Regions from separate parts of the Mus musculus genome. Here region 1 is linked to region 2. A link is a contact called in ENCODE Hi-C or POLR2A ChIA-PET data. All regions are on one chromosome and are shown on one strand. The core of a region is the stretch at or near the end of the contact, and the rest is flanking DNA. Distances in the headings are between cores, read along the strand shown.

What was found. Hi-C counts contacts between places; a loop is a spot of excess contacts on that map. ChIA-PET counts read pairs that join two places held with the same protein, here RNA polymerase II (POLR2A).
Region 1: a map of T-helper 17 cell shows a loop between it and region 2 (5-fold over the local background). The contact joins the promoter of Dzank1 here to the promoter of Rrbp1 in region 2. A Hi-C loop is called at or near these places in 1 of 37 maps with a recorded cell type or tissue (T-helper 17 cell). POLR2A ChIA-PET finds 5 or more read pairs at or near these places in 1 of 5 experiments (embryonic stem cell).

What each region holds. Positions count from the first base shown.
Region 1 is chr2:144,525,321-144,528,777 of GRCm38, forward strand. Dzank1 (double zinc ribbon and ankyrin repeat domains 1) reads right to left here and starts at 2,094. Exons shown (of 21, transcript NM_172859.3): 1 at 1,960-2,094; 2 at 260-376. The coding sequence starts at 368. Polr3f (polymerase (RNA) III (DNA directed) polypeptide F) reads left to right here and starts at 2,425. Exons shown (of 9, transcript NM_029763.3): 1 at 2,425-2,605; 2 at 3,383-3,457. The coding sequence starts at 2,544.
Region 2 is chr2:144,009,453-144,012,754 of GRCm38, forward strand. It overlaps Rrbp1 (ribosome binding protein 1), which reads right to left and starts at 1,811. Exons shown (of 24, transcript NM_024281.2): 1 at 1,547-1,811.

The DNA.
Region 1 (3,457 bases), core at 844-3,343, 520 kb after region 2:
CTGCAAATTCATGTTCAGCTGGGCTATATATTGATTTCAAGGCTGATCTTGGCTACTACATAAGAGCGTGTCTCATGAAAAACAAACACATACATACCACTCTACAAACCATCAAAGAACAACATTTTCAACATGTGGAAGATTTGCCAACGTCTAAAGCCCCAATATAGAAAACATACAAAGAGATCCGTCAGTAACACATGAACACAGACTATGGCAATGTTATTTCTAAATAATTCAAAATACATGGCTTTCCTACCGGATTTCATTTCCAAAAGAGTATTGGTATCAATTTCATGGTTAGCTTTTCCAGGTTGAGGCACTCGCAGTGGTATGATCTGAGGGGCACACACTGAGCCAGCAGTCATGTTTTCTCCTTATAGAAAAAAAATAGATTAAAAATTTCCATCATGAACCTATGCCTAAACACGAAAACAACAGAGTGCTACTTATTTTAAATGCATTGAAGCCAGAAGAGCATTAAATTAATATGCCACCTACAGATAACGCCCAGTTTAATTAATGAAATTATTACACGTTGGCTGTATGCTTGCTCTTGACGTCTGCTGTTGGATATTCACCTAAACACTTTACATCTAATAAAGACAAACAGATGAATTCGCTAGGAGGCTGGAGCTGCTTTAAAAGGGCAGGTCCACGGATGAGGCAGAGCAGAATCCACCTCTAACGCTCTGAGCTCAGTTCCCTCGAGATCATTCACTCTTCACTGCCTTCAGCCAGTGCGCGCGCACATGCACACACACACACACACTCACTCTCCTGACTTCAAGGCAACTCATTACATAAGGGGAGCAGGTAACTCTGCACGTAGCATGAATTACTTAGAGCCAAATCTTAAAAGAGGTTCTAACCCCCCACAGTCTCACCTTTGCAAACCACTGCAGTGTATTGTATTTTGGAAAATATACTGCAAAGACTGCAGAGCATCAGCTCTCAATAGAAAGGAAGTTGACATGGATATAAACCCACAACCATCATTTCCTATTAGCTCTGCTATTTTGTAAATAACTAGCAGGGCAGAAACCTTATGGGTCTTTTCTTTGAGGTGGGGAGGAGTCCTCTTAATCCAGTATTTGCAACTTGCACTGTAGCTTCAACGATTGTGGCTACATTATTATTCAATTATAATGTACATATTCATCTCACTTTTATAATCAACATTTTGCATCCTCATTTCGCCCCCCGCTCCCCCGAGACAGGGTTTCTCCGTGTAACAGCCCTAGCTGTTATGGAGCTCTACCTGTAGACCAAGCTGGCCTCCAACTCACAGAGATCCACCTGCTTCTGACTCCCAAGTGCTGGGATTAAAGGAATGAGACACCATGCCTGGCTTACAATTTTTCATGTAACAATTTGTTGTTCAGTGGTGAGGTCATTTTTTTTTAAATGGTAGTTGGAATTCTGATCATGTTGCTGTGAACATGTTTGCGTTTTGACATATCTTGTTCTGGAAAGCGAGATAATTAGAATTAAAAGACGAATTTAATGCCTTTTTGGATTCTTCCAGATTGAGGACCAAGAATAAAAACTACAGGTATCTGACCCTTCAGAAATGACGCTGGATGTAGAGGGATTCGCCTACCTTCACATTTCCCTTCGAGTGAGAGTCAGCTAAAATAAAGATAGCTGAAAACTAGATTCTAAATAAACACCGTTGGTTCGAGACTGAAGTGCTCACGGTTAGCTATTAGCTGCTCTTGGAAACCTGGGGTGGTCACTGGACCTCACAGGAAGGAGACAGAGATGGCTGATTCGCTAGGTCCACACCGCAGCCTGGTGTCAGTGTCATGCCACCAGCATCTCCCAACATCCTGCACCTGAACCATCTCCTCGCTGCCCAAACCAGGACCCAGACCCTGCGTCATGCCCTCGGCCTCGCGAGGCAGTCAGAGATGCCTAATTCCCTCCCAACCCAGTGAGAGATGCCCTTCTCCTCACCCTTCTCCAGCCTCAAGGACAGAGATTAAGGACCCCCGACGCAGCACCGCCGCCGCCAACCCGTTGTCAGGTTTCTCACGGTCTCACCACAGCTCCTCCGCTGCAGCTTGCGTTTCCACAGACGCTGCGAACCGCGCCCCGCCCATCGGGAGCCGAGCAGATGATTGGCAGGGAAATCGACATCCTAGCAACCAGCCCCGCCCTTGTCTCTGGCTGCAGCCTCCGTCTGGTACCCGCCTCCAGATCCTTCTGCGACACTTTCTTGTAGGTGTCCAAGAATATGCCTTCTCGGCGGCTGGAAGAGGCTGAAGGGTGCGTACTGGAGCCAGAGGCTCTTGTCCGACAAGCACTGAAATTTGAGACAACGGAAGGGAGTCGCTGTGGCGACCCTGCCGAGCAAGGCGGAGCAGGCACAGCACGGGCGCCCCAAGCCGATCCGATGAAGAAGGCCCAGCGCGACCGGATGAAGAAGGTCCCTCGCCTCTCTCTCAAGCCTCGGTCCCCGGCGCGCGCCTCCACCGGTTCCCGAGACTTCCAGCGCGCTCCGAGGGGCCACTTTTCCTCTAGTCTCGAAAACTGCCCTCATGGCGGAGGTGAAGGTCAAGGTGCAGCCGCCGGACGCGGATCCGGTGGAGATAGAAAACAGGTACTGCAATAAAGCTAGGCTCCCGACGCTAAGCGAGCAGTCAGCTGGGTAGCGGGACCCCCTTCTCTCTCAGTCCCGCGGGGAGAGGCTGGGGTAGACTGGTCGAGCACGCGGGAGCGGGGTTGCCGGGTGTCTGGGCGACCCCCCCGCCCCGATTAGGGAGAGTAGAACTCTTCAGAAGCTCTAGAGCAGCGGGACAGCTTGAAACGTTGTGGAACTGGGTTCTCCGGGATTCTATTAGAGCACTTGGAACGTGACAGCAGCCAGGGCCAGAAGAGAGACCTGCATTTTCCCTGTAGTTCTTGGACATGTGTTCGAATCCAGGATTGCCCGGTTGCCAAGGGAAGTTCTATAAGAGAACGTTGGGGCCAAATGAGGGTTCAGTTTGTGATTACAAAGGACCATTGAGCCAAGTAGGTTCAGTGAGTGCCTTAACTCCCGTAGTGCACATGTGTTTCTAGGTTATAATGTATTTAAAAGACGACTTTCTCAACATTATTATTGTGGATAATAAGTTTATTACACCTCCAAACAAATTAATCCCTCCAGTTTGTTTGGAGGGGATAATTCTCAAGACTCCAGTTATGGTGAATCACTATGCTGCCCCCCACCCCCACCCCCGAATATTCTATTTGCTTTCTGCCCACAGACCTTGGAGTCACTTTGCTGTACTTATTCCCATTGACAACATTGAGCTTTTTAGCTTGACTATCGTGTATCTTCCTTATTTGCCTTTAAAAGCAAGCAAACATAAACCATTTATACCGTTGTTCCTAGAATTATAGAATTATGCCACCAGTTCCCTCATGGAATCACAGATCAAGTAATTCAGAACGAAATGCCTCACATTGA
Region 2 (3,302 bases), core at 561-3,060:
CCAATGTGCAATTCTTCAGCCTACAATGTGAGTCTTTACACAAAATTCAACCCAGGACCCCAACCCCCACCATTAGGCTTTAAGCAAATGAACTGCTAGCTTAGCAAACAGAGATGTGGGAGGCTCTAGGGATCCATCCAAGTTTCATTTCCTTGGTGTTTCCCAGTCCTGACCTCTGACCTGAGGACTGATTGCCAAATTGCCCTCGGTTTTGCACAAGATCTCACACTTCCTGCTCAGTTCCCCTGACCTCAGTGGTGAGTGGGTGGTACTATCTTCAGGCAAGAGATAAAGAAACCCCAGGTTCAGAGGTTAGGAGACATGACCCTCCGGTGTTCATGGGGCTGGAATCCAGGTGTGCGACTTCTGCAGTGGTTGGCAGTGCAAGCCAGGCTCCACCTTGTTCCCTTGTCTCTCACGTCCCTAAACACACATCCCACAAGAACAGTCAATACCAGTTGGCTACTCCCTACACGTGCTGGGTCTCCACTGCTGTCTCTCAGATGGGGAAATGGGAAACCTCTGAGAGAAAGCATTTGGTTAGCAACTGTCGACGAAGCGTGACACCTACGGGAAAGAGTCTCTGAAGCATCCTGCACAGCCTGCAGTAAGCCCGGGTCAACCGGCCTCCCTTCCCCGGGCACTGCCGGGGAGCCTGGCGGGCCGGGACAGACGGCGGGCCCAGTGCCAGGGCGCTTGGCCCGCCGGGCCGGAGGTGCCGACTTCCGCCCAGGCCTAGCACCACGGGTCCACTAATCATGGGCGCGGGAAAGAGACGCCAGGCAGGACCCCGGGTGGCCCCAACCCTGGCCAGGTCCCGCACCCTCGTGCCGGTTCCGCGAGGACCCGCCGTGAAACGGTGCTGCGGCCCTGCCGCCAGGGGGAGCAGGGAGCCTCATCCCGTACTCCGGGAAGTTGCTACGGCCAGTCCCGGACGGCACCCGCGGCGAGCCCTGTGGCCCCCGCCCGCCCCGTCGGGGCTGCCGACGTGTCCTGTGGCCACAGCCCGCAGCCCGGGGCTCTGGGCCCCCGCGTCGCCAATCCAGTCTCAGCCCTCGTCCCAGGCCGGCCCACCGCCTTCCGCCCCCCCAACCCCCTCCGGCCCGGACTCCGGCCCGGCAACGTCATCCGGTGGCTTCCCGAAACTTAACCCCTTCCTCCGCCAGCTGTGCGCCGCCCCGCCCCGCCGCCAACTTTCTTAGCCCAACTTCGGAGCGCGCGGGCCGGCCCGACGGCCCGGCCGAGAGGGAGGGGTCGCCACGTCGTGCCGCGGGGCCGCCGCAGCTCCTGGCCTGCCGGCCGGGGGAATCCACCCCGAGGGGCGCGCTCGGCCGACGCCCCTGCACGGGCTCGGCCTGGCACACGCAGCTCCGTCCCACTCGAGGGGCCGCGGCTACCGCCAGGGCGGGCGTGCGGGCCGGCGCCGCCGGGGGAGGGGCCGCCGAGGAGACGTGTCACTCGCGGCGCGACCGGCCCGGCGCCCCGACGGCCCAGCCCGCGCGCCTCCACCGCCGCCGCCGCTGCAGGGCCCGGCCAAGTTTCTTACCTGCAGCGGGAGACGCGAGAGGGAGAGCGAGAGGGCAAGAGCAGCCGCCGCCGCCGCCGCGGAACCGCAAGAGGGGAGCCGGCCGAGCCTCCACCGAGAAGCCGCCCCTGAGCAGCTGCACACACTGCGACCCTGGCGCCGTCCGCCCCGTCCGCCGTCCGCTCCGGCCGCTCGCTGGCTGCGTGCGCGTGTGTGGAGTCGTGGCACTTTCTGCCTCGGAGCTGGCGAACGGCCCCCTCCGCCGGGATCGCCGCCTCCTGCCTTCCCCACCCGGACCAGCCATTCATCGAGCTGCCTCTTCCTATTGGTTCACTAGCCGCCACTCTGCCGGCCTCTGACCAATCAGACCGCGGACGGCCGCGCCGCGGTGGCGACCATTGGCCAAAAAGGAGGGTCTACGTCTCAGCCAATGAGAGAGAGGAGGAGCTGCGGGGAGCCGCGGGGGGCGGGGCCGAAGAGGGGCGGAGCCGCGCAGCGCAACTCTCAGCTCTGCGCGGGGGCGGGTCTCTAACTCCCCGCCCACCTAGGGAGGTCCTCTGCCGGTCCCGCCCACTCCAGGCCTCCGCTCTCCACGCCACCGCTTATTCGGATTTGGCTCCGCCTAGGCCGATAGACTGCGGTTCGAATCCCCTTGGCCGCAGGCTGCTCTTTTCCTCCACACTGCCGGGCTGAGGTGGCCGTGAATGTTACCCTCAGGAGGACTGCACAAACCGTGAACAACTGGGAAAATGCCTTATTTAAACCCAAATAACGTCACACAAAGCACCAGCCTCTGGGTCTAAAGAAGAGTTCTGCAAGGGTCAGAGCAGGGAGGATGGGGCCTTATCTATCCGTAAAGGCACTGCATTCTGCATTCCATATTTTACTGAATAAGTGGGAGAATTGAGGTGGAAGACCTGGAAAGAACAAAAGAAATAGAGGTGGAAATTTTGATAAGAAAAGCCACTCCCTAAACAGAATAATATACTGTCCTTGTACAAATCACACAGCAGAGTTACATCCATCCTGTGACACTTGATTTCAGATGTTGGGACCATGAGGTTTTGGCCCAAGAAAATATGATAGCAACCCAGGAAATTGATCTAGTGATACTCCAAATATTAGCCAGCTACCCCTTTATAAAAACAAAAAAACAACAACCAACACCTACTTAGAAGAGGGGTGCATATGCCACCATGCACCAACTCTCTGCTTGATTCTCTCCTTCCATGGCTGTTTCTAGGGATCAAAACTCAGTCAGATTGCATAGAAAGTACTTAAAAGTAGTTTCCCTGTGCCATCTCATCAACACAAAAGCCTCTCTTCAAAACCAAGTTCAATTGAAATAACTTAACTTTAAGTGCTTTTCTTTTCTTTTTTTTTTTTTTTTTTTTTGAGTCAAGGTCTCACTATGTGGCTGTCCCACAACTTGCTTTGTATAACAGGCTGGCCTAGAACTCAAAGTCACAGAGTTCCTCCTGCCTCTGTTTTCTGAGTACTGGCATTAAAGGCATGAAACACCATGCCAGCTTAAGTTTAGGTTATAACCATTTTAACTGCAGCTCTTAAAATTATTCCTTTGAGCCTGAGGCAAGATCAGCCTCTTTGAAATGAAGTTTGGTCTCTCTCCTCTGTCCCCCACCCCCCTTTCGAGTCCACACAGAATTTGATATCAGGCATATCTCTCTCTCTATTGCTCGAGCAGGGTCTGTCTATGATCCTGGAGCCCACTCCTTTAACTCAGCTGCCTGACCAGTGAGTGACGGTCTCCATCTTC